Linked DNA regions of Homo sapiens: all the other regions are linked to region 3. Evidence: read pairs that join two places in POLR2A ChIA-PET (ENCODE). Cell type or tissue: PC-9. All regions are shown on one strand. Links, peaks and the distances in the headings refer to the core of each region. The heading gives the core; the rest is flanking DNA.

Region 1 (10,569 bases), core at 822-8,821, 340 kb after region 3:
AAAAAAAAAAATCCCAAAACACAAGCCATATACACTCCAAATAGTCTAGTGTTTCACTTGTAGGAATAATCATTTCAAGCAAACAAGACTTGAACAGAACATATGGCTTTACGATAACATCAATTTATCAACTATGATGTAGCAATAAATACTTTACTTAATCTCTACCAATAGACTTACATTTTTGATCCGTTTTAAACAATACAGAAAACAATTACCAATCAAAAACTGGTTATAAAAAGAACACCAAATATTTCTTATTCAAAATCACTTTTGTAAGTTAGAACAACCAAAATAACACTTAGAGGGCATTTTCATTCTACAACTCCTTGTCGGCCTGGAGGAAAAATGAATTCATAATTTTGTACAAGGTGAAAAATGTATGAAAACCGCCTAATACTTTGGTCACACTAATAATTGTCAAAGTTATGTTTCAAATACAATAGATCTGTGTATTCACTTTTATAAAACTATTCTTACAGCCATTTTAACTATAGTATTACTACTATTATTACATGGGTGGCAAGATCTTATTTCACAGGCTACCCATTATTTAGAACAATACAATATAAACATACGCAAAAATTCTTGGTATTTGTCAATGTGCAATATTTTTACACTTCTGAATTTCTCTGTACAATGTCTTAGAATCTAGAATATAAAGGTTGCTGGTCCTGATCCCTTGCAGAGTGAGTGCAGCAGTGACAGCTTGGTGGGCTCCAGCTGACCCCTCCAGAGCCCCTGAGTGGTGGCGGTCTGCAGTCCTCAGTCAGCAGCAGCAGACGTCACCCGTCATACAGGGCCATTCACTGAAGTGTCACCTGGTGCGCTTGGTTGGCCAGTCCTAAGGAGCAACAGACAGGCATCGGAGGCACTTGCAGCAGAAATATGAAAAACAAAACCTACTTAGCTGAGCTCCCCAAGGGCAGGGACAACTTATTTTAACATTGTTTTGAACTTAGTAAGTTTTTAATAAAATGATATGTAAATGAATGGAGCAAAAGCTCTAGAAAAATCTGAGTGAGTGCATCTAAGCTTCATCACCGGGTGAGCAGGCATTCAGCAAGGGCAGCAGCAGAGCAAATGCTCTGGGAGAACCGCCCCACCGCGGCCTCCAAGAAGCACAGGGAGTGACTAGGTCAGTGGGGTATAAACTGTGGCTTCCAGAGCCTTCAGGAGCTATGTGTTCACCGCTCCTTCAAGAAAGCTTTTATGTGACCCACAGATTGGAATCCACATACTATTTCACTTGGAAACAGGATTCTGCTACTAGGAAAGGGGGGAAAAAAGGAAAGGAAAGGAGGTTTGCAAATAAACTACTGGAAAAAAAAAAAAAGGTGTCCACTTGAAGAACATGTCCCACAAAGCAAATGTTAGGCTCAAAACTGGGAGGGAATAACAGGTGGGACAGTATATAACAAAGTGTCCAGGTTTTGCCTTCCTGCCAAAATTACAACCTGAATATATAACCTATTCGGGAAGGCTTGACCAAAATTGTATCAAGCAGACTTGGGAAAGGGTGCTTAGGGCCGTAACTGGGATGCCCACAAGCACTTTTCCACTAGCATTCACAATTTACAGCTAGAATGCTACTCATGCCTTATACCTGCTGGTTATACAGTGAGCCAAAAAGTCAGCTCTGCACACACAATCCACTCTGCTCACTTACTTACATCTGATGGTGGCTCCGTGTATGAGAGACATAGGAATCGAGACTTCTGGAACTAGACATAACTGGTATATAACTAACTTGCCTTCACTTAAACAAGCTGAGTGATCTTATAAGTAGATTTCTTAGCCCCTCTCAGTTCTGTTTTCTCCTCTGTAAAATGGGAAAAGAACCCTCCCCACGCCCCACAGGGCTTCACTAGTATACATATGAAATAAGTACATAATGTGTGCAGCATGCTCAGCACATCAGAAGCACAAAGGACATGCTTGATAAAACAGCTGTGAAAAGTGAGATCATGTGGCAATGCAGATCTTTAAGTGTGACAGGAAACAGCGCGCCTGCCAATCCAAGGAACTGTGGTATCTGGCTGGGACGGGAACCACACAGGAAAGACGGGTGAGCTTCAATATCCCATGCTGTCATACGTCACTTTAGAACACGTGCAATCTAGGACGCACTCTAGGTCTGCCCTAATGCCCACTCCAACGTCACCTCAGAGATCCTCTCCCCCGCACCCCAGCTCACATGGACCCCTGTCCCTTCTTCGTGGCTTCTTGATGAATGTGCCTCTAGTATGCCCCGAGACCACTGGGTGTCCGTGTGCTGCAGCTTTATGACCCGGCCTAGACCAGTGGCCACCACACACAAACGTGTGTCAGAGGAAAGAAGGACAGATGGATAAAGGCATGGACCCAAGTGATGCCCCTCTTCTTCCACTGGCTGACCCCATCTTTTCCTCCATCCCTTGGCCCGGCAGGTTAGGGCAGGGCTCTTCAGAGCAGGCATTCCCAGCCACAGAGGAGAGCAAGTGGCTTCCCCTTATGCAAACAATTCTTCTGTGCTCAGAAAGCCAAGGAAATGACTCCAGAGCCTTGTGCATCCTTATGACAGAGAAACCAAGAATATTCCCCTGAAGCAACTGCCCCAAACTGGGATAGACCTGGACGATCCTGCCTAGGCAGCCCTCAATATAAAGGAAATTTATAGGTAGAAATCAGAGAGCTGAAATAATTGATTGGGAATGAGACCTATAAAGGACCATTAAAAAATACATTGAAACCCCAAGAAAGAGAGTGACTTGCCCAATCCGTAGAAGCAGAGTTGAGGCAGCTTCCCAGTGCTAGAGGGCCACCCTGCCTCTTCCCCCAAAAGCCTTCACTAGAGCCAACATGCTCAAATAGTTCTTAATTTGTTTGTTTTATATGCAAAAAAAATATTTCTAATCACAAAAACAAAGGCTTTATTTTGGCTACAATTTCCACAGGAGGAACACAAACAGCTTGCTACACTGTGAATACAGGATTTTGGACCAACAAAGAGTGCTCCCTGCTGGTTCCCACTGGTTATGCTCTCATACAATGCTGGCAAGATTTGGGGGAGGATGGGGTGGGGGTGGGGGGTTAAAACTTCTCTGAAATAGCTTTAAAGGTCATTTTATTCCTTATGGAAGGAATATACAATCTTAGCTACATTTGTTCACAGAAGTTGATTGTGGGAAGTGCTGAACAAAGCTTCCTGTGGCCCAGGGGTGCAGCCTCATCTTTGGGCCATGCTCAGTCTTGCTAAGGGCCTGGCATGGGCTCCGGGTGGCTGAGACTTAGACTGGCCCATCCCTTCAGACCACTGGCTCAGGCTAAGCAAAAAGTGACTAGAAACAAAACATCACATTCTAAGTCACACAGCTCTGGGAGTGGGCATTTCATACTTAAGATTACAGGGAGTCACTTAAGCACTAAGAATTATTTAGCTACATGTATGAAAGGGCTCCAGCAAGTTCTCCTTGTGTCACACAGGGCAGGAATGTGGGCAAATAGGCACCACGATCTGCTCGTGCCTGGCGGCTGGATGACTTTAGTGGGGCCAATGAGAACTCAAGTCCTGGAGGGGCTCAATGCCACCCTCAGCTCAGTACCTCAACAACAAGGGTGAGGAGACCCCTCTGTTCGGAGCCACTTCTAAAAGAGCGAGTGATGTTAAAGAGTCTCTAAAAACTGGTTTTCAGTTTCTGCGCTAAGGAGAGGAACTGCTGTTTCTAAGTTCTCAGCTCAGTCGGACTCAGCTCATTAAGGACTGAGAAAACCCTGTCCTGCCAGGTCAGCGGCCTAAGACTTGAGCACAGCTGTAAACGATCCCTATAGTCCCCTCCCAACTCCCAGGAAGCAACAGGCAAGGTCAGGGCAGGGCCTGGGTGGGTTTGAGGAGGCGGGTGGTTACCTCTGCTCGGGACTGCTGCTGGGAGGCCTGGGCGCCGCGCACTTCGCCTCTGCAGTCTCGGGACACTCCTCTGCGTCTTTACAAGCAGCATCTTGAGAGGTAGACAGTTTCCCTTCCTCACTGCAGTAAAGAGGATGACAGGCACATCAAACACCCTAGGGACCAGCACCTAGGCACCAGAGGATGAGGTCACATGCAGATGGCTCTGGAGTCATGACTGCCGCGGAGGCAAAGCATCCTGGGACTGAGCATGCGCAGGGTGCACGATCACACAACCACAGACAGTGACTGGGGAATCACAAAAGGAAAGGGTCGCACACAGGTGGGAACCAAAACAGGGACAATGTAATGTGGCTGGCGTCTGATAAAGAACGGTCCCATAACACTGTACATACCGATAGGATTTCAACACTCTGAAGCCCAGTGTGCAAAACAGAAAAAGAAATGTACAAGAGTTTCAGAATACTCCTAGAAATGAGGAATTTGGGGGAATAATATGTCCACGACTGCACGTAAGCAAAACTGCAGACTCGGTGAAGGTGTCAAAGAACCTGTTTGAAGGAATGAGTCTTTAGTTAAAGCACTTTGCTTTTGGGGCCAAGCCCACCATTAAAGCAGCAAGACAGACCCCATCAGCTTGCTGGCTGGAAGCCTCAGTCACATGAGGTCACCGTGTTGACTGCATCGGATTTCACGGCTCCTCGAGTTGCCCTCGAACAATGTGTGAGAAGCACAAACGCCAGAGGGAGAAGAGGGGGCCAAGAGCTGATCCTAAGGACACAGAGGATTTGGGTAAAATGAGACCCAGAAGGACTGTTTTTCCCCCTTAGATGGTTCTTGGTGGAGAAAGACACAAGAGACACTCTCCTCAGCTCTGTGGGCTAGAAATTTAGACTCTGCCTATTCAGTCTGGGATTCCCCTTTTTACATAATCACAATGGCACTAATAAGAGTGAAAGGTCCATCACTCAGAGCTGATTCTGTCCTGGATTTTGCTTATGAAAAATCTCATATTAGGATGCATTCTTGGGTCGTTTCCAGATAGTTCCAAGCAATTTATAAGTAGGAAAATGAGTTAAAATCATATGATTTAGTGATCATCTGAATTACCTGGTTCCTTCTTTGTAAAGTTACTCTTCTTCATCCCCATTCTCCACTCCTTTCCCTTCAAAGCAACTAATGTGTTTCTAATTCTAATTCTTTAAAAAATAGTCATAACACAATGTGTATTCTGAGTCGCTAACTGGGATGGATTCAACTCTACATCTCATTGTATTTACCTCTTAACTCAGCAAGTCGGGGAGACCCACTGTCCCCACTGACTGTGGCACAGCACCCGTGGCGTGCACCTACCACTCTACATGGCTTCTCCCAACCAAAGCTGCCCTCCACCTCACACTTCCATGCAGGGTGCTGTGACGACCATCACTGTCCACGGCCCCTGGCAGACCTGTCTGGGCGTTTCTCAGTACTTGACACCCAGGAGTGAAGAGTTGTAGGCCATTTTTCTACCTACAAAGAAGCCCACGCTACTACCCAGAATGACTGCCCTGGTCTGTATTCCTCACCAGCAGGCCACCAGGGCCCCGCAGGCTGCAGCCCACCGCCACTCAACATCATCCACCTTTAACTGCTGCTCGTGTAAGAAGAGTATCAAGTCCTATATTGTTATCGTTTATAATTCTCTGATGAGTTTTGAGCATTTTTGTTTGTTTGTTTGTTTTAGCTTTTAAGGCTTGTCTATAAACTTATCTTTTGCCAATTTTCTAATTTGGGTTTTCTTCTTCTTACTAGTTTATAGGAAGTCCTTGAATATATAATGTCAGTCTCTTGTTGATTTAGCTACTACAGATGTTTTTTTCAGTTTGCCATCAGCCTCTTAATTTTGTCTGCAGCATTTTATCAACCAGAAATTCTTAACTTTAATATAATCTAACTCAACTCTTTGCATTATAGTTTCTGTTTTTGAAGGCTTTTTTTTTTTTTTTTAAAGAAGTCCTGCCGAGGAAGGAGGCTCACTTGAAGCCAGGAGTTTGAGATCAGCCTGGGCCACAAAAATAAAAAAGTAAACAAACAAAAAAATTAAGCCAGGAGTGGTGGCACACAACTGTAGTTCCAGCTACTTGGGATACTGAGGTGGGAGGACTGCTGGAGCTCAGGAGTTGGAAGTTACAGTGAGCTATGATTGTGCCACTGCATTCCAGCCTGGGCAACAGAGCGAGACCTCGTGTTAAAAAAAAAAAAATCTAGATTAGATATAGACTGACAGATGATAGATTAGATAGGCAGACAGACAGATAGATAGATAGATGACAGACAGATGAGATAGATACAGAAGTCCCTTTCTGCACACAGGTTAAAAAGACATTCTGTATTTCTTTTATTAACCATCATGAGACTCTGGCCTCCGGCCTCATCACTTAACTCTAGTGCCTCAGTTTCCTCACCTGAAAAGCAGGGATAATAATCCCAGTACCTATCTTATAGGGTTCCTAAGAATAATCCATGAGCTACCACACATGGAGAGTGTAGAGAGCAGGGCCTGGTCCACAGAAAGCACTGCACATGTTTTTCTTATTGTCTTTTAATCCAGCTGGAGTTGTTTTAGAATGTAGATTAGGGAGGATCTTGCCTGACTTTTCCTTTTGGTGAACCAGCCCTTCCTCTCCCTTCCCCATTATTAATCCCTCTATTTCATCACACTGACACCTGTACCTGTTTGGACACTAATATCAAAACTGTTCCAATCACTGTGACTTTGCAGCGTGACTATCTGGCAGGGCAAGTCCCTTTTTCAATCTTCCCTTTTGGTTACCTCTAAGCAATTTGGGAACCTTCATTTTTCCATATAAATTTTAGAGTATTAAGTTACTTCTAAAAATCCAACTGAAATTTGGATTGAGACTGCGTTAAACACTAACTTCAGGATGGCAGATGTCTCTGCAGCACTAAGCTATGCCATGGTCTCCACTTGTCCAGATTTCTCTATAGAGACTTGGGTTAAGATCATTCCTGAATAATTTATATTTTGATGTATTTTGGAATAATACCTTGCTTTTTATGTTCTGGTTGCTTACTACTGATGAAGAAAAAGACTACTGATTTTTTAAACTGATTTCTTACTCAATAGCTTTACTGAATTCTTATTAGTTACAAGTTTGCTACTGACTTGGTTGTAGGTAATCATTACCACCTGCAAAGAACAACAGTTTTATCACTTCCTCCTGATCTTTACCTATAACTCTATTTCCTTTTCCTTCCAGGACTGCCTAACACTGGCAATGAAAATGGACATCCTTTAAGGCTTCATCTTAAAGTGAATGCATCTAAACTTTCCTCATTAGGTGTTAGTTTTGCTGTAGCATTTTGGTATTGGTATTTAACTTATACCAAGTTAATGAAATTCATTGCCAGGCGCGGTGGCTCACATCTGTAATCCCAGCACTTTGGGAGGTGGAGGCAGGTGGATTGCTTGAGCTCAGGAGTTTGAGACCAGCCTGGGCAACATGGTGAAACCCCATCACTACAAAAAAAAAAAAAAAAAACTACATAAATTTGCTGAGCATGGTGGCGTGTGCCTGTAGTCCTAGTCCCAGTTACTTGGGAGGTTGAGGTGGGAGGATGGCTTAAGCCCAGGAGACAGAGATTGCAGTGAGCCGAGATCCACATCACTGCACTCATCTTGAAGAAGAAAGAAGAAAGAAGAAGAAAGAAGGAGGAAGGAGGGAGGAGGAAGAGGAGGAAAGAAGAAAAATAAATTCACTTCTGTTACTGGTTTTCTCAGAGTTTTAATCATATATAGCTATGGAACCTTATAAAAAAAATCAAATGACTGACTTTCTGTCTAACACCATATATGGAGATTAAACTGACAGATTTCTCTGACTTTGAGCCATCCTTGCCTTCCAGGATAAACCCTAACTAATCATTATAAATTATTTTTAATACACTGTTGGATCCAGTCAGCAAATACCTTACACAGGATTTTTGCATTCAGTAGCCTGTAAGTGGCATGAACTGATCATTTTCTGTAATTATCTTTATCTGGTTTTGGAATTCAAATTTCACTGCCCTCATAAAAAGAGCTGGGCAGGTTTTGTACTTTTTCTATCTTCTCTAACAACTTAAGATAGGAATTAGTAGACTGGTGAGCACGAAATAGCATTTACTTACTACTGTAACTGACAGGTCCCATTTACTCTGGATTTGGTTTGCTCCTTGTTTTCCTCCACAGACAGTTGCTTGTTTGCATCCTTTGTCCATTTAAAAAAATTAGACTATCTCTCATTGATATAAGGTTATTTCTAATATCCTGGCTACTGGTTCTTTACTGGTTGTGGCTTGTCTTTTCATTTTATGTCTTCTGGGATATTAGAAATTAAAGTCAAACTTACCAAGATTTTCCTTTATGGTTTGGCTTTTTATGGTTAAAAAAATGCCTTACACCCAAACTGTAAAGATACTCTCTTTTGTTGTCTTCTAAAAGCTGTACAGTTCATGCTTTTCATATTTATGTTGAGACAAAATATCTAATTTTATTTTTCTACTATGTGGATAATCACTATTTACTAGTCCACTCTTTCCTCATTGAATTATAATGGCATTCTAACATGTAACAAGTTCATGTAGTGGAGGGGGTCTCTTTGTATAATTCTTTGCCAAAGCCACACCATCTCAGTAGCTTTACTAAGTTTTGTTTTCGCTTTTGTTTGAGACAGGGTCTCATTTTGTCCCCCAGGCTGGAGTGCAGTGGGGGACACAGCTCACTGCAGCCTCGACTTCAGCACCCCCAAGTAGCTGGGACCACAGGCACACACCACCACACTCAGCTAATTTTTGTATTTTTTGCAGAGACAGGATTTTGCCACGTTGCCTAGGCTGGTCTCAAACTCCTGGGCTCAAGCAATCTGTCTGCCTAATCCTCCCAAAGTGCTGGGATTACAGGTGCAAGCCACCACACTCGGCCAGCTTTACTAAGTCTTGATATCTAATATGGTGAAGCCCCTCACTTTTTTCTTTAAAATGTTTTTGGCTATTCCTGGCTCTCTTTGGTCTTATGACTATTACAATCAGTTTCTCAATTTCCATGAAAATCTCTATTGGGATTTTGATGGAAATTTCATTAATTTCATAGACTAACTTGTTCAGAAATGCTAAAAATATCTTCACATTGATAAACATGGCAAATCTTGGTATTTATATTCAGGTCTTCAATATATTCCATGAGATTTTAAACTGTTTTCCCATAAAGGTCATATTCCTAGTTATAGATAAGGTTTTACATTTTTATTAAAAACAGGCACATTTGGAATATCTTATATTGATTTATAGGATGCAAGTGATTTTGTATGTCTCCAGTAAACCTGCTAAACTTTTCTATTAATCCTTATCTACAGATTCCATTGGAATTTTTATGTATAAATCATAGCCTATCAACAGCGACTATTTATTTATTTGGAATGCTGCATTTGCTAAGGCCACCAGCACAGTGCTGAAGACAAATAGCAACTGTAGGTCCCACTTTCTGGTTCTTGTCTTTAAAGGGAATACTTCTAATGCCTCACTGAAGAATCAAGTCTACTCTAGATTTTCTAGAGATACTTACCAGTTTCACCTATTTACTTTCTATTCCTAGGCTGCAAAGAAAATCATGAACAGCTTTAATTTGTAATCAAATGCTTTTCTCCTTTTGTCTGGGAATTACTCTGAATAATTTTTACCATGTACACACTGGTGTTTACATTGTGTCACTGGAGCACATATCCTTGGTCATGACTTTAAAATACATTGCTACATTTGGTTTGCTAGCTTTTAACTTAAGTTTTGAGAATAATTGCTCATGTATGAAATCAGTCTACAGTCAGTTTTCTTCTTTCACTCCTTGTTTTGTAGTGACCTCGCAATAAGCAGGGAGGCATTCCTTCTTGTAATGGCTGGAATGGTCTCTAAGACTAAAGCTCTAAGCACAGGCTTAGCTTCAGTCCTTAAGTTTTGACAGACATTTTTCCCATTATTCTCTCAGTTTTAGGTTTTTAATATCCATTACAATTCCTTTTTTGAGTTTAGAAGTGAATTTCTAAGGGTCACGTTCTTTTAAAGCTATCATTTTGCTACTGAATTTTCATGACTGCATTATGTCCTGAGATAATCATCTGTATGTTACTGAAAATAAGTAAAGGTTTTTGTAAAACCAGTCGACCTGAAACCGGTTTTCATGGGCCATGCTCTGTAGCCTGTTACACAAGCCAATTTCTATTGTGATTAAAGATTTATCAATTCTCATAGTTCTATCAAACTGCTAGATGTAAAATACAGTCTTCTGAACACATTTATGGGGGAAAAGGCACTTAGGGGCCTAAACTCTCCATCTCTTCATTAAGATTTATTGTGTTTAATGGAGACAACAGAAAGACATCAAGCTAGTATCTGAACATTCATTTGAATCAAATTAAAAATTTTAATGTTTGAGGTTTCTGCCCCACCATCCTCCCAATAACCTGAAGCTACCAGCAGGATCTCACCCCTGGTTACCTTTTGAAGACCGCAGTCTCTGTCTTGGCATCTACAGTGAGGCTGAGCGTTTCCTTCATGCCGCCATTCATCACTGTCTCAGTTACCTTGTCTGTACTTTCTGCATCCTCCTCTCCGTCAGAGCTGGCTTCCATGGCCACACTGCCTGCCGC
Region 2 (10,569 bases), core at 1,610-9,609, 350 kb after region 3:
CTGGTTCCCTGCCACACTTAACCCCGGGAGGTAGGTAAACGCGAACCTCATCCAGGGTGCTCGCCTCCTCGCTGCTTATCCCTACACCCAGGCCCACAGTCACAGCAGCAGCGGCACGCAGTCCAGCCAAGTGTGTTTCCCTCCCTGTCACTTAACCATACCCAGCCTGCTAAAAGAACCAAAGATTCCAGAATGTCATTCGGCCTTCGAACAAAAGGAAATCCTGTATACACCACAGCAGGGATGAACTCTGAAGACATTATGCTAAGGGAAACAAGCCAGTCACAAAGATAAATACTGTATGATTCCATTTATATGAGATCCCTAGACTAGTCAACCCCAGAGAAACAGAGAGTAGAATGGAGGCTGCTAGGGACTGGGGAAGTAGAAATGAGGAATTGTTTAATGGGTACAGAGTTTTAGTTTAGGATGAAAAAGTTTTAAAGACCTGTTACACAACAGTGTGAATATACTACTGAACTGTACTTTTTTTTTTTCCCCAGATGGAGTCTCACTCTGTCGCCCAGGCTGGAGTGCACAGCATGATCTTGGCTCACTGTAAGCTCCATCTCCCAGGTTCAAGCGATTCTCCTGCTTCAGCCTCCCGAGTAGCTGGGACTATGGGTGTATGCCACCATGCCCAGCTTTTTTTTTTTTTTTTCAGTAGAGACAGGGTTTCACCCTGTTGGCCAGGGTGGTCTCGAACTCCTGGCCTCAAGTGATCCGCCTGACTCGGCCTCCAGAAAGTGCTGGGATTACAGGCCTGAGCCACTGCACCCAACCTTGAACTGTACATTAAAAAAACCAACAACAACAACAACAAACCCTACAGATTCCAGAGCCAACAGATCAGGGCATCTGCCCTGTCTCCTCCTCACACCTCCCTGCTGCCTGGAGCCCATCTTGCAGTTCTCATTATTTCTCATGTGTAACAGTTCAATGTCTTCATGGTTCTCCTGTCTCTACCATGCGTTTTCTCGTCCATTTTTCACTGTTGCCATGAATGTCTTGAAACAGAACCAATAATGATCTTCTTAGTCAAATCCTCAAGGGCTCCCTACAACCTTCAGAATACAACTCCTGATCTGGCCTCTGGCCTTCGCTCCCGCCACCTCATCCCCGAGCCATGCAAAACAGCACGTTCTGGGCATTTGGATTAGCTGTTTTCTCTCTCGCACGGGCAAATCCCTACGGGTCCTTCAGCCTCATACCCACCTGCCTCTACAAAGAGGCCTAATGGAAGGCTCCCCTCTTCTAGCACCCTGTACCCATTCCCCTGCACTGCCCATCTGCTTCCCCAGCCGACCCCAAGCCCCTGGAGGCAGAGTCTGTGGCCCGTTCACAGTTACAGGCCTAACACCTGGCATACAGTAGGAACTTGACAAAGGCATGTTGACTGAAACTGAATTACGGACAGAAAAGTCCACTTCCTCCTCCTGAGGGTGGGCTGGAAAACAGGCAGCAGAAAGAAGATCTCTCTTCTTCTCCCATCCCGTTTCCTTATCTGCAACATGTGGCAGTTTGCTGGATGACTGATCTGGTCCCATCTAGCTCTGAAGTCACCACAAGGTCCACCCTAGCTGGGCTTCAGCCTCTGGGATGAACATAAAAAAGGCCTTGCAGGGCAATCAGAGACTGGCCAGGCTTGGGGCAAGCCTCGCTATCAGCCCATATGGCTCCTTCACATGAACGTTTGTTTCCCAAACCTTTAGAAGTTTTTGAAGTATTTTTAAAAGGCCAGCTAACTCAAGTCTTCCTAGCAAGGAGCAGGGCACAAGCAAGCACTCAGCTGGACAAGTTTCAAGGCTGTGAGCTTCTGAAATCAACTACGAAGAACGCACTGAAATGCTTGTTAAGCTAAGGCTGCGTCCCCTGGCTGATTCCACTCACGAAGCCACACAACACAACCATGTCCTCCTCTTCCCACCAACACAGGGCCTTTTCCTTCTGCAAGAGCACACAGGGTACACAGCCAGAAGACTGACCTAGCAGTGGGCTCTGTCCTCCAGCCAGACCCACACAGCTGACGTTCATTTCCTACCAGGAAGGGGAGGTACCTTATCCACAAATGCATTCTGTGCTCCTTCCCTGAAGCTGTCTCTGAAACTTAAACCTCCAAGAGGAATTCACTTGACAACACGCTTCAACCCAACCTTTCCTTCAGATATCATCTCAGATGCTGTGAACTGCTCCTTTGCCAATTGTTCACAATACCTAATTCCAACACAGGGCAGCTGATCTGAAGAATGAATCCACTTACGTTCACTCAGGTCCACCTCCATTTTATCCTCCGTGTTGGCACTGCTGGGTTCAAACAAGTCTTGCTTTGCTCCATCTTCTTCTTCAGAGTCTGTACTTTCCTCACTGTCTGTACTCCCCGAGCTAAGGAAAAACAAGACCCAAGTATTTAACACTGCTTATCAGCCACCAGCTAAATCCAGAAAATTCTAACAGTCATCCAGCAACAAAAGGTCCTGTGGTGCTTCAGCAGGATCACATCTGTCTGAGCACCACGTGGTCAGGATGCCCGGGAAGACTCAGCTTTGCGTGCGTGCTGCCCAACCTCACACTAAGCCTCCACCACAGGAACACATGGGCTCTGCTTAAAGTGGAGGCCACAATCTAAGAACCACCTTCTCGAAGGGGTGGAGGTGTTCATTTCACTGTGGTGTTCATTTGTACTTTCCTAATGACCAAGGAGGTTGAGCATCTTTTTAAATGCTTATTTGCCATCTTATATCTTAACTGTCTTTTCACACTTTTGTGCTTTTTAAAAACTGAATTGTCTTTTTCTTGAGTAAAGAGATTTCTTAACTCTATACACAAGTCTTTTATCTAATGTGTCATTTGCAAATGTTTTCTCCCAGTGCATGGTTTGTCGTTTCATTCTATTAAAAGTGTCATTTGAAGAGTGAAAATTTTAAATTTTGATGATGTTCGGCTTACTAAAATCATTCTTTTATGGATGGGCATGGTGGCTCACGCCTGTAATCCCAGCACTTTGGGAGGCTGAGGCGGGCAGACCACCTGAGGTCAGGAGTTTGAGACCAGCCTGGCCAACATGGCAAAACCCCATCTCTACTAAAAATACAAAAATTAGCTGGGTGTGGTGGCGGGCACCTGTAATTCCAGCTACTCCAGAGGCTGAGGCAGGAGAATCACCTGAACCTGGGAGGCAGAGGCTGCAGTGAGCTGAGATCACGCCACTGCACTCCAGCCTGGACAAGAAGAACAAAACTCCGTCTCCAAAAAAAAAAAAAAAAAAAAAAAAAAAAAAATTATTTTTATGTATTGTGTTTTTGGTGATACATCTAAGAAATCTTTGTCTAACTCAAGGTCACAATGATTTTCTAAGTTTTCTTGTAGAAGTTTTATAGTTTAATGTTTCACATTTGGGTCTAAGATCCATTTTGAGTTAATGTATTATATAGTAAGAGGTACGAATCAGTTCACTTTTTTGAATATGGATGCCTGATGGTTCCAGCACCATTTGTTGAAAAGACTATCCTTTCTTCACTGAATTGCCTTTCGCCTCTATCAAAAGTCAGTTGTCCATATATGCGTAGGCCTGTATTTATGGGCTCTCTATTCTGTTCCACTGATCTATGCCCTACCTTCTTGCCCATATCATACTGTTTTAACTATTGAATTTTAAAATAAGGTAGTGTTTGTCCTCCAATTTTGTTGTTCTCTATAAGAGTTGCTTTGGCTATTCTAGATCCTTTTCATTTCCATATGAATTTAAGAAGCAGCTTGTTAATAGCTACAAAAAAGGCTGGAAGGATTTTGTTTGTGTTGAATCTATAGATTCAACCTGGGGAGGAGAGCTGGCAGCTTAGTATTATAATACTGAGTCTTCCTACTTATAAACATTTACCAAGTTGTCTTTATCTCAGCTATGCTTTAGGCTTTTCAGCATACAGGTCTTGGACATGTTTTGTGAGATTTGTCCCTACATATTTAAATTTTTTCTTTTTTTAAAAAAATAGAGATGGGGTCTCCCTATGTTCCTCGAGCTGGTCTCGAACTCCTGGGCTCAAGAGAGCCTCCTGCCTTGGCCTCCCAAAGTGCTGGGATTGTAGGCATGAGCCACCATGCCCAGTCATATTTAACTCACTCTCTCTCTCTCTCACTCTCTCTCTCACTCTCTCTCTCTTTTTCTCTCTCTCTCTCTCTCTCCTCTCTCCTCTCTCTCTCTCTCTCTCTCTCTCTCCCCCTTTTTTAAGAGACGGGGGTCTATATCGCTTAGGCTAGAATGCAGTTATTAGGTTGTGTAAACATTTAAAGTTGCTATGTCCTCTTAATGAATTGACCCCTTTATCATTATATCACTTTCTTTATCCCTTTCCTTTGAAATCTTTTGAGATTAATACAGACCTTCTGGCTTTTTCTTAGTGTTAACATATCTTGTTCTTTTTTGTGTTTTCATATATACTTGTTTCTTTGTATTTAAATCATTTCCCATAGGCAGCATTAATTAGGCCTCATTTTTTATCCAAACTGACCATCTTTGTTTTTTGTTTTTTTATCTTGGCTCCCTGTAGCCTCGACTTCCCAGCAATCCTCCTGCTTCGCCTCACAGCAGGCACACGCCACCATGCCCAGCTAATTTTTGTATTTTTTGTAGAGACAGGGTTTTGCCATGTTGCCTAGGCTGGTCTCAAACTCCTGGGCTCAAGCAACCCATCTGCCTTGGCCAACCAAAGTGCTGGGATTCTAGGTGTGAACCACTGTGCCCAGCCAATCTCTGTCTTTTAAATGAGGGTGTCTGCATCGTTTGTTTCACATGGTTATTTAGGACTAACTCTATCATTCTGCTGCTCAGTAGTTTTGTTTGTCCAGGCTGCCCTTTGTTCTTTTTCTGCTTTCTTTTGTATTTTATGATTTGATTTTATTTCCTTTGTTGGCTTATTAACAATAACTTTTCGTTTTGTTATTTTAGTGACTATTTTAGGGTTTACAGTATGCACCTTTAACATCACAATCTATCTTCAAGTGACATTATAGGCCTCAAACCAGAAACAACCAAAACATCCATGAATAGGAAAATGAATAAACAAACTGTAGTGTATCCTCTTAATGGAATACTACCCAGCCCCTGCCCAACCCCACAAAAATAGAAATGGACTACTAATACATTAGACAACATGGACAGCTCTCACATTAATTATGCTGAGTGAAAGAAGCTAGACAAAAAAAGTATAATGTATTGATTTCATTTATATAAAACTCTAGAAAATGCAAACTAATAGAACAAAAAAACAGACGGTTGTGGGGGACGGGACAGGAAAGAGGAAGGTATTACAAAAGATCATGAGAAGACTTTTTGGGGTGATGGTTAAATTCATGATGTTGATTGGGATAATGGTTTCACGGATGTATATACATGTTGAAATTTCCACACTGTACAACTGAAATAAATGCAGTTTACGTCAAGTATGCCTCAATAGAGTTGTTAAATAATAAAAGCTGCCTTCTGTCATCAGTGTTCCCTCTGGGTATCAGGTGCCATCTCCCCCAGGACACAGTCTTCCCTGACACACTAAATTCTCTGTGCCTTCCACACGTGGTGCTCTGTGAAGATATACTGTATTACTGTCCTCATACATATTAGTCATGCTGTGGGCAAGCATCATTTAGTGAATCCATTCAACATAAGAAACAAAATCTCAGTAAATGATGGCAAACAAGTCTGAGTGTGACTTTATCCAAACAAACAAACAAAAATGCCATGAAGGTATTTTTCTTTTGCTGTCTGGCTCTGGAGCTATAGCAGCTATCTTGTGATCATAGGAGATAACTCAACATGCAGAAGACGAGAGCAGGAATAAATAAAAGATGCCCGGTCTAACAGCCTTATTCAACTCCCTTATCAACTCTGGACTGTAGAGACAAACACAGCTTTACTTGCTCAAGCCACCGCTGAGTCTGCTATAACCTGTGGCAACAAGCATTCCCACAAGAGGCAACATAACTGGCAGCGAGAGGTGATGCTGAGGGACTCCCCGGCAAGAGGACTGGACGGCTGGAAGAAGGGATGAGACAGTTTTACTTTTCATTGCATACTCTTTGATTCCCTTTGAATTCTAGGCCACGTGAAAACATTACTTATTATAAGTAAATGAATAAAATGAGTAACAATAAATGAAATAAAAATGAAAGTTCAGCTGTTGTTCAAATATTCCTCTCTTAAGCTGCTGATCAAATATTCCTCTCTCTTAAATATGAAGATTCTGACAATGAATGCTCATATAACAAGATTTGTCTGTGTACAGAAGCATCATTTATTTAGGTTCCTGTGATACGGATGATTTAAAAAAAAAAAGGACTGGATTGACCCAGATATATTAATTGACATGGCCCTATCTTCCCCAAATAGATTAACTTTTAAATACAATTTCCCCTTCCTTTGGGAAGTTTTCCATCTTTTACAAGAAACAACACATAACTGCTGTTGTAATTACTGATGACGGAACATTTATTTAGTAAAAGGCACTATGTGACTACGCTTGTCTGCAACATTTCCCCTTTGGAAGACGCTGGGCCCCAACACCTCACGAACTGTGTCTAAACACCTGCAGCATTTCCCAGCAGATCACTGTCACACTGGAAGCACCAACTCCCGCCAACAAGGGCATTTCTGGCCATGACAAAAAAAAACACTGGTTTCTGGGTTAACATGTATGTTTGGTGATGACACAATGTATGTCTCATGATAATCATTTTCTTTACAGGTTGGCTATAATTACAACTATAACCAACTATCTTTCACCTGGATCGTCTTTGGGATTCTGGTGTGAATGCGATGTGCTTTTCCTCCCATATATCTTCCTCATCAGAGCCACCATCATCAAACTGTTGTATTCTTTCCTTACAACATGCTTCAAACAAGGCAATATTTCCCTAAATAAAAATGAGAGGAAAAAAACAACAAAATAAATTTAAAGTCAAGTTATCTTCTCTTAAGCATTACCAATGTAAATTGCATTTTTTCACTGCTTTACAATATGGTGCCTATCACATACACCAAAATAAAATATAAACACCTAACATTAGTTTCTGTGTCCGTAACAAGAATTCCCCTAAAAAAAGACTGGGTTTCCCTAAAAAGACTAGCAAAAAGAAGCATAGACCATATCCTCTTTCATCTCATCAAAGCATCATTGTAATCCCAGGAGCCTCCCCTGTCCTGGAGATGCGGTCCCAGGTCTGTCCTAGCAAGGAAAAGCAACCGTACTTATTTGCTTTTACTAGTCCAGCTGAGCAGTGATAACCTTCAATGGCTCAAATCAGCAGTTCCTACCTTACTCCATCAGCAAATAAGCCAGTGGTCTCTCATGCTAGTCAACATAAAATCAATAAACTGTCTCCATTCAGGTGACACGACTGTCTCGGTGTTTCCACAGAAATGCCTAGTAACGAGGGGCTTGCCCTGACCCAGTCCACATTTCTCTCCTGGCAATACAAAGGAGTCAAAGGCAGTGGGTTGGTGTCAAACTGCAGCCTTCTCTTTGAAGTCAAGTGTCTACGCTGCAATCACAAGTGACCCTGGTCTTATTAGCTCCACCAAGTCATAAACCAGGGCTGCAAAAATCACATGCCCACGGGTGCCAGGTAGGCCGTGGGACAGAGTGAAGTATGTAACACCAATTTAGGATTAGGGCTCTAGAGCACAGGGGTCCCAGCATGTGGCATCCACACAGGGACTCACCCAATTTTTAACCTCTCATGTGCCACACTGCTCACAACAGAGTTTATACTTACACTTTCATTTGTATTGAGAGTAAAGTTGATGTCTGATACTCGATCAAAAGAAACACTGTAAAAAAACAAAATAAAAGTGTAGGAAGCATTAATTACTATCAGCTCACAGAAACCGTATTTATGAAAGTTTCCAAATTTAAGATATTTACACTATCATCAAAATCTCTATAAATAAAAAACAAACAGAAACAACCTTCTTATATTAAATGATGCCAGCTCCCTTGGTATTAATGAATTTATGTAGGATAGGAGGGCTGCAATAGAAGCCTTCTGAGACATAAAGCCTTTGGGACACCCTTGAATCCTTCCTATAAAAGATTTTTAACATCTATGGTAACAACCATAGTTCCATGGGCCATACTAATATAACCAAGAAAAAGGTTATTTGCAAAGAACCAAGTCAAAACATGAAGTATACAAAAGCTGTCAGACACTTGAGTTTTCTCCAGGGATAGTCAAACTCATACACAAAATACATAGACACCCATGAAATCTTATGCTGTTAACAAGATATCATCTAGAAAAGCAAGGAGGGAGTAAAAGAATTCATTGCTTATTAAACATAAGTTTGAAGAGGAGGGGCTATCTTATGATTCTTAAAATATTTGTTCCACTCAATCACTAGTCCAAGCATGCAATACAGACTGTAAAGAGATTACAGATCCTAACTAGGAAGATGAAGCAAGAGTCCAGGCACGTGAATGTCGAGACACCAAACAGGGACCTGCAGGGTCTGGTGTGAGGTGGTGGATCCTAGCCTGAGTAGAATGCTCCTGGGGTATGGACAGAATATCTTGTGTTCTTGCTCTTTTTGAGTTAAAATGAGCCAATTCTCAAGGCACGTAACAGCCTTCAACTCTTGCTGTTTACAGCGGCACCTCCATTCCACTGTGCCCATACGGCATGTTTATAGCACAATTAAGAGCGTGCTGTAAAAATATTTTAGCTTCTCACATACTGCAAACTGCAACCTGTGACAAACAACAGGCTCCACTGGCTGTGGTTCAACAAATTATTGAGAATTTACTGCTTCCAAAGACCACAGCAGATACTGGGTGTCTGTGGCATAACCGTGTCTCCTGTGAGAATCATCATCCAATATTCAAATACCAGCTGCCTTCATTTTTTTTCTTAAACTCTGTGTCAATGAGCTATAATATCTACCTCAAAATATTTTGTTTATAAATCTCTTCTATCCCAATGTCAGATGCTAGACCACCTGTTTTCATTTCTATTAACTACCTACACATTTTCTACTCGTTAATTCTGTACAGTATCAATAATTCTCATTTCTCTGCTTCTTACCCTGACTGCAAAATGAGTGGTTAGTGTGTCTGGCTCTTGCAAAAAACCCAAATCTACCTTCTGATGAGTCACCTAGAGATGAGAATACATGTAGGGCAGAGCTTTTCCTGCCAACCTGGTCATCTGCTGGAACGTGATGCCCCAGTCAACAACACAGGGATTAATAATTTTATTATTATTATTATTGTTATTGTTATTATTGAGACAGGGTCTCCCTGTGTTGCCCAGGGTGGAGTGCAGTGGTGCAATCCTGGCTCACTGCAACCTCTGCCTCCCAAGTTCAAGTGATTCTCCCACCTCAGCCTCCTCAGAAGTTCGGACTACAGGCACACACCACCCAGCCTGGCTATTGTTTTTGTATTTTTAGTAGAGACAGGGTTTTGCCACGTTGGCCGGGCTGGTCTCGAACCCCTAACCTCAAGTGATCCGCCCGGCTCGGCCTCCCAAAGTGCTGGGATTATAGGTGTGAGCCACTATGCCAGGCCAGGATTAAGGACTTTATAGATAATACTATTTAACGTTAAGAGCTAGAATTAAGAACAGTGACTTGAATTCCTAAAAGTGTAATCTAATAACAATAGGCTTCTGTGAAAGAGGTCAAACCCTATAGGTGAATGCTTCTTTCCTTGCAGTGATTTTTTTTTTTTTTTTAAAGACCGAGTCTTGGCCAGGCGCAGTGACTCACGCCTGTAATCCCAGCACTATGGGAAGCCGAGGCAGGCGGATCACGAGGTCAGGAGATTGAGACCATGGTGAAATCCCGTCTCTACTAAAAATACAACAAATTAGCCAGGTGCGGTGGCGGGTACCTGTAGTCCCAGCTACTAAGGAGGCTGAGGCAGGAGAATGGCGTGAACCCAGGAGGTGGAGCTTGCAGTGAGCCAAGATAGCGCCACTGCACTCCAGCCGGGGCAACAGAATGAGACTCTGTCTCCAAAAAAAAGGGACCACGTCATGCTCTGTCACTGAGGCAGGAGTACAATAGCACATCTCAGCTCACTACAACCTCCGCCTCCTGAGTAGCTGGGATTACAGGTGCCTGCCACCACAACTGGCTAATTTTTTATATTTTTGGTAGAGACGGGGTTTCACCATGTTGGCCAGGCTGGTCTCGAACTCCTGACCTCAAGTGATCCGCCTGCCTCAGCCCCCCAAAGTGCTGGGATTACAGGCATGAGCCACCGCACCCGGCCACTGCAGTGTTATTTTAAGTCCTAATTATCCAGTCCCAGGGCCAATCTGCTGGAACTAGAGGAACACCGTGGAAAGAGCAGGTTCCTCCCACTCACGAATGCTCAAGACTAAGAATCCCGCAGAATCACACATACATCTACCAAGAGCAAGGGTGTGCAAGAGCAACAGCGGAAACAGAAAAACATACTCACTTGCCAATGTCATCTTGATCTGCAAACTTCTCATCGTTGAAGCCAAACTGGTCAATAAAATTGGACGTCATTTGTTGCATCTGATAATCAGAAAAGGCCTGGCAACCCCAGGACC
Region 3 (10,569 bases), core at 1,698-9,697:
ACTCCAGCCTGGGCGATAGAGCGAGACTCTATTAAAAAAAAAAAAAAAAGGAATGGTGAGCTGACACGCTGCAGCACCAATGAAGCCGAAAGACATGCTCAGTGAAGGAAGCCAGTCACAGAAGGCCGCATGTTGAACAACTCTATGACAGGAAATGTCCAGAAGTGGCAAATCCACTGAGATAAAGTAAATCAGGCCAGGTGTGGTGGTTCATGCCTGTAATCCCAGCACTTTGGGAGACCGAGGCGGGTGGGTTGCTTGAGCTCAGGAGTTTGAGACCAGCCTGGGCAACATGGTGAAACCCCATCTCTACAACAAATACAAAAATTAGCTGGGTGTATTTTTTAGCTGGGTGGCACATGCCTGCAGTCCCAGCTACTCAGGAGGGTGAGATGGGAGGATCACTTCAAGCCAGGAGGTGGAGGCTGCATGCAGTCAGCTGTGATTGTGCCACCGCACTCCAGCCTGGGTGACAGAGTGAAACCTTAAAAACAGAGCTGCCACGGTGGCTCACACCTGTAATCCCAGCACTTCAGGAGGCCAAGGCAGGTAAATTGCTTCAGCCCAGGAGTTTGAGCAGCCTGGGCAACATGGTGAAACCCCATTTCTACAAAAAATACAAAAATTAGCTAGATATTGGTGGCGCATGCCTGTAGTCTCAGCTACAGGGGAGAATGAGGTAGGAAGATCGCTTGAGCCCAGAAGGTTGAAGCTGCAGTGAGCCATGATTGCACCACTGTACTCCAGCCTGGGCAACAGAGCGAGACCCTGCCTCAAAAAAGAAAGAAAATGTAAATCAGATCTTTCCCAGAGGCCCCCAGCCTCTGGGGGCCTCTCTCCTCTGTCCTCCTCTCCGCTGTTCATTAAACAGAACCAGGTTCCCAGGTCCCCCTGGAATCAGGCTCCCAGGTCCACCTAGAATAGGCACAGGTCAAGGGGATAGGCTTGCCGTGACTGGCTGAAACCCCCAAAGGCCATTCCCTGGAGCCACACACCACACCTGGAACCACAGCTGGGTTCTCCTGGCCGGGCTGATGTCAGATGTCTCCCCCAGCAACCAAGGTGCAGAATGTACCAAGGTGTCATGACCTCTGTCAGAGAATCACACAGTTCTCCCAGCAGACAAGCGGGTACTGACACCTGTCATGAGACAGAGCGGGCCTGTGAGAGGAGGAGCTCGGCCCCTGTCCGGCTGACCCAAGTGACAGGAGGAACTCCGACCCTATCCGGCTGACTTTGAAAGGGCCAGGCTGAGAGCTGCATCCACCGCTGCTACAATGAGGACAAAGAGCTCCTACCCCAGGGGGGCTGCAGCCTTCCCTGCTTCTGCTCATGGCGAGGGGCCCCAGGTCTCAGTAGAACTGTCTGGTAGATGCCAATCAGCCTGACATCACTAGAAAACCCGGAATTCTGCATATACATGCATTTCCAGGAGTGTGGGACTTCTGGGTAGCATATGTGCATTAAACAAGAAAGAAATACAATTCTTATTATTAAGAACATTTGGACAGTGCTTTGTGAGCCATTAAAGTCACTCGTCCCCCAAGCCGGAAGCGTGGGGATCTTCCCAGCCCCTCACCCCTGCAGGAGGCCAGTCTGCAAGTTCTGATGACTGAGCCCATGCATAGTCAGCAGATGCGCCCCTGTGTACCCCACCTGACTCTGACTTCTCCAGACTATAGCTGCTGGCAGGTTTTCCACCTCAGACACCTCCTCAAGGCAGCCACCAGAGGGACTTTTCTAAGACACAAACTGGGCCAATTTCCCTCTCCTCACTGCCCAACTCTGGCTCACCCCAGCCCACAGCCACCGAGACCACACAGGCCTGGGATGGAGAAAGAATGTGGAGGACCCCAGACCCACTGGAAATCTGGCCTTTCCTTGGCACTTGCTGAAAAATGGGAGCAGCTGCGACCCCATCAGCTGCCTAACTGGAAAACCAGCAGGAATTGTCCTGTTCTGATTATAGAACCAACATTCATCATTGGAGAAACTTTTTTTTTTTTTAGCTATAAACGAGAGACCAAGAATCACACCAAATCCCAAAGATCAGAGGTGTTTACAATGGCCATATGCCTTTGTATCTTTTCTTTTTCTTTTTTTAATTTTAGAGCCAAGGTCTCACTATGTTTACCCAGGCTGGCCTGGGACTCCTGGGCTCAAGCGATCCTCCTGCCTTGGCTTCCTGAGTAGCTCGGACTACAGGTGTGCGCCACCACACCCAGCTCCATCTTTTCTATGCATATATGTGTGTTTGGCGTACGTTGAGCATGCTGATTTTGTAGTTTTATATCCAACTTTTGTCATTAAGCACTAACATTAAATGATTATGTAATATAATGTGATTATAAAATGATTCTACTGGTTGTTTACAAAGTATCTGCAAAGGGCCAGGTGTGGTGACTCACGCCTGTAACCCCAACACTTTGGGAGGCTGAGGTGAGAGAATCACTTAGCCCAGCAGACCAGTCTGGGCAACAAAGACCCTATCTCTACTAAAAATTTTTTTAAAAAATTATCTGGGCATGGTGGCATGTGTCTGTAGTCCCAGCTACTCAGGAAGCTGAGGTGGGAGGATCTCTGGAGCCCAGGAGGTCGAGGCTACAATGAACCGTGATTGTGCCACTGCACTCCAGCCTGGCCAACAGAGCAAGACCCTGTCTCAAAAAACAAAGTCTCTGCAAAAGATAACTTAAATATTATAGAGCAACAGTCTCCAGCCTTTTTGGCACCAGAGACCGGTTTCGTGGAAGATAATTTCTCCATGGGCCAGGCCGTGGGGCGGCAGGGGGAATGATTTCAGGATGACCCAAGCGCATGACATTTATTGCACACTTTATTTCTATTATTGACATTGTAATATATAATAAAATAATTCTACAATTCACCATAATGTAGAATCAGTGGGAGCCCTGAGCTTCTTTCCCTGCAACTAGACAGTCCCATCTTAGGGTGATGGGAGACAGTGACAGATCATCAGGCATCAGAGTCTCATAAAGGAGCACGCAGCCTGGATCCCTCGCATGCGCAGTTCACAATAGGGTTCGCGCTCCTATGAGAATCTAACGCCGCCGCTGATCTGACGGGAGGCGGAGCTCGGGCGGTGACGCGAGCAGTGAGGAGTGGCTGTAAATACAGATGAAGCTTCACGGGTGCACCCACCACTCACCTCCTGCTGTGAGGCCCAGTTCCTAACAGGTCATGGACCCGTACCCCTGGGACCCCCTGATCTAGAGAAACATCCATGTAAAGTTAGCGGATTGAACACACACATCTACATAAGGCCACTAAATAAATTGATGCCACAGAATCACCTAAAGGCTCAGGAACTGGGGGCCTTGGGAGCCCAAGAAGTGGGGTGGGAAGGAGCTAAAATAAGGCGGGTGGATGGAAGTCTTTAAAAGAAGCAATCAGTCATGGAGACAGAAAATGAACAGAGATTCCAGGGGCTGGGGGGTTGGTATTTGATGGGGATGGAGTTTCCATGTGGGAAGATGAGAAAGTTCTGGAGACAGATGGTGGTGATGGTTGCACAATGCTGGGAATGTAAGGGATGCCGCTGAGTTGTACACTTGCTTACACAATGGTTAAAATGTTAAATTTCATGTTATAGATATTTTACAATTTTTATGAAAGCAGCAGCAATCAGATCTTCTAATCCCATCTGCTACTCAGAGAAGCCTCCTCCTCTACTCTGAGAAAAGACCAAATACCCGACTAGGCTCTGCAGTGGGTAAAACAGAATGAGTCTGCCTGAGGGTCCCAAGGCATAGCTGGGCGGGGGAACCCCGTACTGAGTGGAGGGTGAGTAAGCAGGTGTATGAACAGAGACTGTGATTGCAACCTGGCACATCCAGGGGGAAAGACTTCTGGTCCCTGGCTCAACGGCCGGGCAGCTGATGCCTCAGTGAAGCCCACAGTCAGCGAGCCCTCCGCACGGTCTTGGAGAGTCAGTCCCTGGCTGATAGGAGGGGACAACTACCAGAATCTGCAGAAAGCCACGATGCGAAAGGCAGACGGAAGCCATTTGTAATCGAAACACTGCAGGAAAAAGAAAGCAGCAAACAATACAAAACCACACCCACAGACAGAAAAGAGAAGACGCAGCCCCACAGGGAGAGCACTGCAAAAAGGGACATGAGGGAAGGGCTCTTCGATGCTGAAAGGAAAATGGTGTGAATTTTTAAAACCTAAACAAAAATAAAATGGTTGGAAAATAAGGCTGAGGAACATCTCATTGTTTAAAAAAGGAAGAGATGGAGAGATAGAAAACAGGAAAAAAGATGTAAGAAGGCCAGAGGCAGTGGCGCACGCCTGTAATCCCAGCCCTTTGGAAGGCTGAGGCAGGTGGATCACTTGAACCCTGGAGGCTGAAGCTTCAGTGAGCTATAATCGCACCAGTGCACTCCAGCCTGGGTCACACACTGAGACCCTGACTCAAAAGCAGCGACGGCCTGGTGCGGTGGCTCACGCCTGTAATCCTAGCAGTTTGGGAGGCCGAGGCGGGTGGATCACTTGAGGTCAGGAGTTCGAAATTAGCCTGGCCACATGGCAAAAACCTGTCTCTACTAAAAGTATAAAAACATTAGCTGGGTGTGGTGGCGGGCACCTGTCATTCCAGGTGTAATTCCAGCTACTCGGGAGGCTGAGGCAGGAGAATCGCTTGAACCCAGGAGGCGGAGGTTGCAGTGAGCTGAGATTGCGACACTGCACTCCAGCCTGGGCAACAAGAGCAAAACTCCATCTCAAAAAACAGCAACAACAACAAACCCAGAAACTGATTCTCTCTCTTCAAGATAAAATCTCGAGGGGCGGCCCTGTCCTGCCACTTCCAGCTTCTGGGGGCTCCACGTTCCTTGGCCTGTGGCTGCACCACGCCAGCCTCTGCCTGTGTTTGCAGGCAGCCTCCTTCTCTTCTCACATGTCTCTTAGACGGACACCTGTCATTGGATTTAGGGACCATCCAGGTAACCCGGGATGATCTCCTCTCAAGAACCTTTACTTAATTACATCTGCGAAGACTCTTTTCCCAGATAAGGTCACATTCGCAGGTTTGGGGATTAGCATATGGATTTACCTGTGGGGAGGGAAGCGCTCAGTCCACTCCCCGGGGCAGACCAGGCACTGGATTCTGGAGGCGCTGCACTCACCTGCCTACTAAACATCCCAGGAGAAATGTGAGTGGTATTTGGAGTGTGGGGAGGGATCAAAGCTGGAGATAATCAGCACATGACTGGCACCTAGGGCTGCGAGGCTGGGGACTGACGCTCAAGTCCGGTGCCCAGAAGGCAGCCTGAGCCGGGGGCATGCGACTCACTGGGCGACTCTCAGGGTGGGTGCTGGGGAGCTAAGCAAACATGGGGTCTCAGCAGGGGACAAGGTCGGCCTGACCCTACCGCAGCCCCAGGGCCAAATTTCACCTCAGGGTCGGTGCCACCTTGAGACAAGCACCGGCCTCTCGAATCTCCATGTTCACTGTGCTCTGTCCAAATTCTTGAGCCACAGAACCCATGAATGTGATAAATGGCTGTTTTGGGTAGATGTGTTATGCAGCCATAGTAACTGGAACAGCTTTTTTTTTTTTTCCTCTGATGAATCAGAAAGCCTGCCTTACCATCTAGTTTCATAGTGAGAGCCTGGCTCAGATCCCACTTCGTAACTGGCCGTTTTTGTTCCTTTGGCCCACAGGAAAAAAGGCTCCAGGCCGCCCCTGCTCCTGACCAGACGAGGACCCTAGCAGGTCCACAGCGTCCCCTCCTCGGCCAGCTGTTTCTTTTTCTTTCTTTTTTTTTTTTTGAGACAGAGTCTCGCTCTGTCGCCCAGGTTGGAGTGCAGTGGCGCGATCTGGGCTCACTGCAACCTCCGCCTCCCAGGTTCAAGCAATTCTCCTGCCTCAGCCTCCCGAGTAGCTGGGATTACAGGCATGTGCCACCATGCCCGGCTAATTTTGTATTTTTAGTAGAGACGGGGTTTCACCATGTTGGGCCAGGCTGGTCTCAAATTCCTGACCTCAGGTGATCCGCCCGTCTCGGCCTCCCAAAGTGCTGGGATTACAGATGTGAACCATCGCACCCAGCCAGCCCTGTTTCTCTCTGTGGTCTGGAACACGGGGGTGTTTATCTTGAGTGTGGCTATATGTTTTCAAAACTCTTTCCATTTTCGCTGAGTCAGAGACGGGTTGTGGGGGCCGTGCCTCTAAGTGTAAACTTGCAATGTCTCCATGACCAGAAGGCTGCCCTCATGATGGGGACGGGAGGAGCCTGTGGTATTAGCGTAAGGATGGACAGATGAATGGCACAGAATTGAGAACCCAGAAATGAACCCCTCCATTTATGCTCAAACAATATTTAACACGATGCCAAGGAAATTCCGTGAAGAAACAGGAGTCTTTCAACAATTGCTGAGACAACTGGAGATCCGCATGCAACAACCAACCAACCAAACCAACCAACCTTTGGCCCTTGCCTTATACCAATACCATACATGAAAATGAACTCAAGATGGATCACAGACCTGAACAGAAGAACTAAATCTGTACAATGTCTAAAAGAAAACATAGGAAAAACCTCTGTGATCTCAATTTAGGTAAAGAGATGTTAGACATGACACAGAAAGCACAGCCATAAAAGAAAAAAAATCGATAAACTGGACTTTAAAAAATTAAAACTTTTGCACTTCCAAAGACAATATTAAGGAAATGTTGAAAGAATCCAAAGACTGGGAGATAATATTTGCATATCATACATCTGATAAAAGACTTCTATCCAGGCTATATAAAGTTTTGTTTTGTTTTGTTTTGTTTTTTTGAGACAGGGTCTCCCTCTGTCGCCCAGGCTGGAGTGCAGTGGCATGATCTGGGCTCACTACAACCTCTGCCTCCCAGGTTCAAGCGATTCTCCTGCCTCAGCCTCCTGAGTAGCTGGGATTACAGGTGCACACCACCATGCCCCCGCTAATTTTTGTATATTTAGTAGAGATGGCCTTTCACCATGTTGGCCAGGATGGTCTTGATCTCTTGACCTCGTGATCCGCCTGCCTTGGCCTCCCAAAGTGCTGGGATTACAGGCATGAGCCACCATGCCCGGCCTAAAGATATCTTATATCTCAATAATAGGACACTTCAATTTATCTTAAAAATGAGCAAAAGATTTGAACAGAAATTTCACCAAAGGGCCAGGCACGGTAACTCACACCTATAATCCCAGAGCTGCCCAGAGGGATCCCAGAGTGGGCTGAAGGGCACCACGCTGCTTTGGGAGGTTTTAGGCCCACATTATAGCCCTGGCACTTAAAAGGAATTGTGGTCACTGCTGGGAGCTTAGCAAAAGCTATATTCCCAGTATTTTGGGAGGCTGAGGCAGGAGGATGGCTTAAGCCCAGGAGTTCAAGACCAACCCAGGCAAAAAAGCAAGACCCTGTCTCTATGAAAATAATAATAATAAAAGAGGCCAGGTGTGGTGGCTCACGCCCGTAATCCCAGCACTTTGGGAGGCCAAGGTGGGCAAATCACTTGAGCCCAGGAGTTTGAGATCAGCCTGGGCAACATGGCGAAACCCCATCTTTACAAAAAAAAAAAATAGCCAGGTGTGGTGGCACGCGTCTGTAGTCCCAGTTACTCGGGGATGCTGAGGTTGGAGGATCCCTTGAGCCTGGAGATCCCTTGAGCCCAGGAGGTCGAGATTGTAGTGAGCCCTGTTTGTGCCACTGCACTCCAGCCTGAGCTACAAACTAAGACCTGTCTCAAAAAAAAAAAAAGAAAAAAAAAAGAAAAATTTACCAAAGGAGATATCTACATGTCCCGTAAGCGCAGGAAAAGGGTGCTCAGCTTCCTTAGTCTTTAAGAAAATGCAAATTAAAACTACAATGAGATCATAGTATATACCCACCAACATGGTGGTAATAGTAATAATAATCAGACAATACCAAATGTTGGCAAGAACAGAAAAACTAGAACCCGCATACATAGCTGGCAGGAATGTAAAATGGTGTAACCTCTCTGGAAAAGCCTGGTAGTTTCTTAAATGAATAAACTAACTTATGACCCAGCAATTCCACTTCTAAGAATCTACCCAAGAAAAATGAGAATGCATGTTTTCACAGAAGGACTTGAACGATGAATATTCATAGCAGCCTCATGGGTCAAAACAGCCAAAAAGTGGAAGCAATCTGAATATCCGATAGATGAGTGGATACACTAAATGGGTGTATCCATACAATGGGACATTGTTTGACAATAAAAAGAACTGAAACACTGATACACACCACCACATGGGCAAACCTCAAAAACATCAGGTGAAGTAAAAGAACGCAGATGCACGGGGCTGGATACGGATGTTCCTCGACTTATGATGGGAATATGTTCCCCACAAATCCATGGGGAATTGAAAACATTGCAGATTGAAAATGCTTTCAATACACCTGACCTCCTGGGCATCGTAGCTTAGCCTAGCCTACCCTACACATGCTCAGAACGCTTACTGAGCACACTTATCTAACACAGAACCTATTTGATAATATAAAGTGTTGAATTTCTCATGTCATTTACTGAATACTGTACTGAACATGAACACAGAATGGTGGTTTCTACTGAATGCATACAAGCCTTTGCACCATTGTAAAGTCAAAAAATCGTTACGTCAAAACCACGGGGAGTTGGGGACAGTCTATATTTATATGAAGTTTCCAGAAAAGGCAAATTTATAGGGACAGAAAGCTGACTGGTGACTGCCTGGGGCTGAGGGCAGGAGCAGAGATTAACTGCAGACCAGCACCCAGCAGTAGGGACGGGTAGGGGTATGTGGCCCAGCCCCATGTTTACTAACATCATCGAATCTGAATCGTATATTTACAACGAGTGCATTCTATGGCATGACAATTACACCTCAATAAAGCTGCACAACAGAACAGCTCATTGGCAGCTGAGGGCTGGGGGAGATTGTGAGCTGCAGCTTCAGTGGAGAAGGCCAGAAGCCAAAACCAGAGCCAAGTGAGGTAGCAAAGTAATTCATATCCCTGGGTAATGAAGAACTGGCCCCAATCTGCCCACCCACACGAGAGCCTGCTTCCCCATTCTGCTTTTCCTGCAAGCAAAGAAGTTTCCAGACCAAATAAGGCTGCAGCTTTTGCTATGCTCCCAGTGGTGACCACAATTCCTTTTAAGTGCCAGGGCTATAACGTGGGCCTAAAACCTCCCAAAGCAGCGTGGTGCCCTTCAGCCCACTCTGGGATCCCTCTGGGCAGCTCCAAACAAACCAAGGTAAACAGAGCAGGCCTGCCCTAGGCCCGCCCTTGGCCCACCCTTGGCCTGCTCGGCACAGGGCGGGGGCGAGCTGTGTTGGGTGCAAGGAAGCCAGGCAGACCCACACTGGGGGACCTGCGACTTCCACCAGCAGCTGACCGGTGGGCCCTTGGGACCTGGGCACTCTTGCCTCTGTCTCTGGTAGGAAAGGCCATTTGCTGAAACCCTTCTATAGCGGCATGTGCCGTCTCGTTCCTCTCCACTGCTGCTTTGCAAGATGACGAGGAGGAGGGCAATACATTTATTAGAAGCCAGGCGCCGTACCCAAGGCCTTGTGTGTTTGATCATTTCATCTTCACAGCTACCCTGAGACAGGTCTTGTTACTTCCCCATGTTACAGAGGAGGAAACTGAGGCCCCAAGGCACGCAGCACATCCCAAGTAAACTCAGGAGCAAAGCCCAGAGCTGGCAGGGGCTCCTGCCTGTGCCCACTGCCCTGCCCGGCACCCCCGGAAAGGAGCACATGGCAGGGCTACCTCAGGGGAGCCGCACGGGTGGAGGTGGGCAGTTCTCCTTAGAAGGGAGTCCTCTACTCTCTTCCACCCGGTTCCGGCCCGGGTGGGCTACAGCCTGCAGCTACTGTCAGCAAGACCACACTCCAGCTGGCCAGGGAGACGTTTGGCTTGGGAAATTTTTTTCCTTTTCTTGGGTTACCCTATCCAGGCCAAACTGTAGGGTACTTTTCAAACAACCAGCTACAAATATTTTCCTAACAAGGCCTCTCTGGGATGAGAAATGGAAACTTTTTATGTTGCAACCTTGGGTTCTGGCATTTTAACAATGCATCACCAAGGGCCGCGGTGGTCAGTGCTGAAGGGGAGAAGGCTCCATGCAGGAGGCTGGGGGGCACAGCCAGGGAGACGACAAACCCGGAGCCAGGTCCCGCAAGGACATGATGCTGCACTTCATGTCTTCCACTTAGCACAGCTGGCGCGGCAGCAACTGTTCCCGTCCTGCTTCATAGATGACAAACAGGCTCAGAGAGGAGAGGTGACTTGCTGAGGCCACACCTCAGTGGACGGTGGTGCTGGCTGGCGTTCAGACTCAGGTCCCTCCGATTCCAGAAGCTTCCACCCCCCACCCGCCCGGCCCGCCGCTGATGCTGGCTGCCTTCCTCTACTTCAAGCTCCTCCTGGTGGGACGGCCCACAGAAGAACACCTGGATAAAGGTACAGGGCTTGGATTCCAATCGTGCCTTCTCTAATGAGTGGGGCGACACTAATTCCATACTGCCTCCATGCTGGGAGGGGTATGCCCAATAAGATAAACAG

Evidence for each region. ChIA-PET counts read pairs that join two places held together with the same protein. Peaks named below come from ENCODE experiments on the same cell type or tissue, not always from the same donor. Only the 100,000 strongest peaks of a DNase experiment are listed, where the experiment ranks them.
Region 1: POLR2A ChIA-PET joins it to region 3 with 5 read pairs; 2 of 35 experiments call an interaction of 5 or more read pairs at or near these places.
Region 2: POLR2A ChIA-PET joins it to region 3 with 7 read pairs; 2 of 35 experiments call an interaction of 5 or more read pairs at or near these places.

What each region holds. Positions count from the first base shown.
Region 1 is chr11:68,603,341-68,613,909 of GRCh38, reverse strand. It overlaps PPP6R3 (protein phosphatase 6 regulatory subunit 3), which reads right to left. Exons shown (of 24, transcript NM_001164161.2): 22 at 10,418-10,568; 23 at 3,887-4,006; 24 at 1-844. The coding sequence ends at 793. Among named protein-coding and RNA genes, the nearest start is that of GAL, 76 kb to the left of the region's middle. RefSeq lists enhancers at 3,416-3,915, 3,916-4,417 and a silencer at 10,525-10,569. In PC-9, for the core only: a CTCF peak has its summit at 3,017 (motif pointing left); no DNase peak of the experiment used is centred there.
Region 2 is chr11:68,587,910-68,598,478 of GRCh38, reverse strand. It overlaps PPP6R3 (protein phosphatase 6 regulatory subunit 3), which reads right to left. Exons shown (of 24, transcript NM_001164161.2): 16 at 10,455-10,552; 17 at 7,765-7,819; 18 at 6,773-6,903; 19 at 2,261-2,382. Among named protein-coding and RNA genes, the nearest start is that of GAL, 91 kb to the left of the region's middle. In PC-9, for the core only: no CTCF peak of the experiment used is centred there; no DNase peak of the experiment used is centred there.
Region 3 is chr11:68,941,639-68,952,207 of GRCh38, reverse strand. No RefSeq gene overlaps it. Among named protein-coding and RNA genes, the nearest start is that of MRGPRD, 34 kb to the left of the region's middle. RefSeq lists an enhancer at 4,709-5,572. In PC-9, for the core only: a CTCF peak has its summit at 1,766; DNase peaks (open chromatin) are centred at 1,737 and 5,557.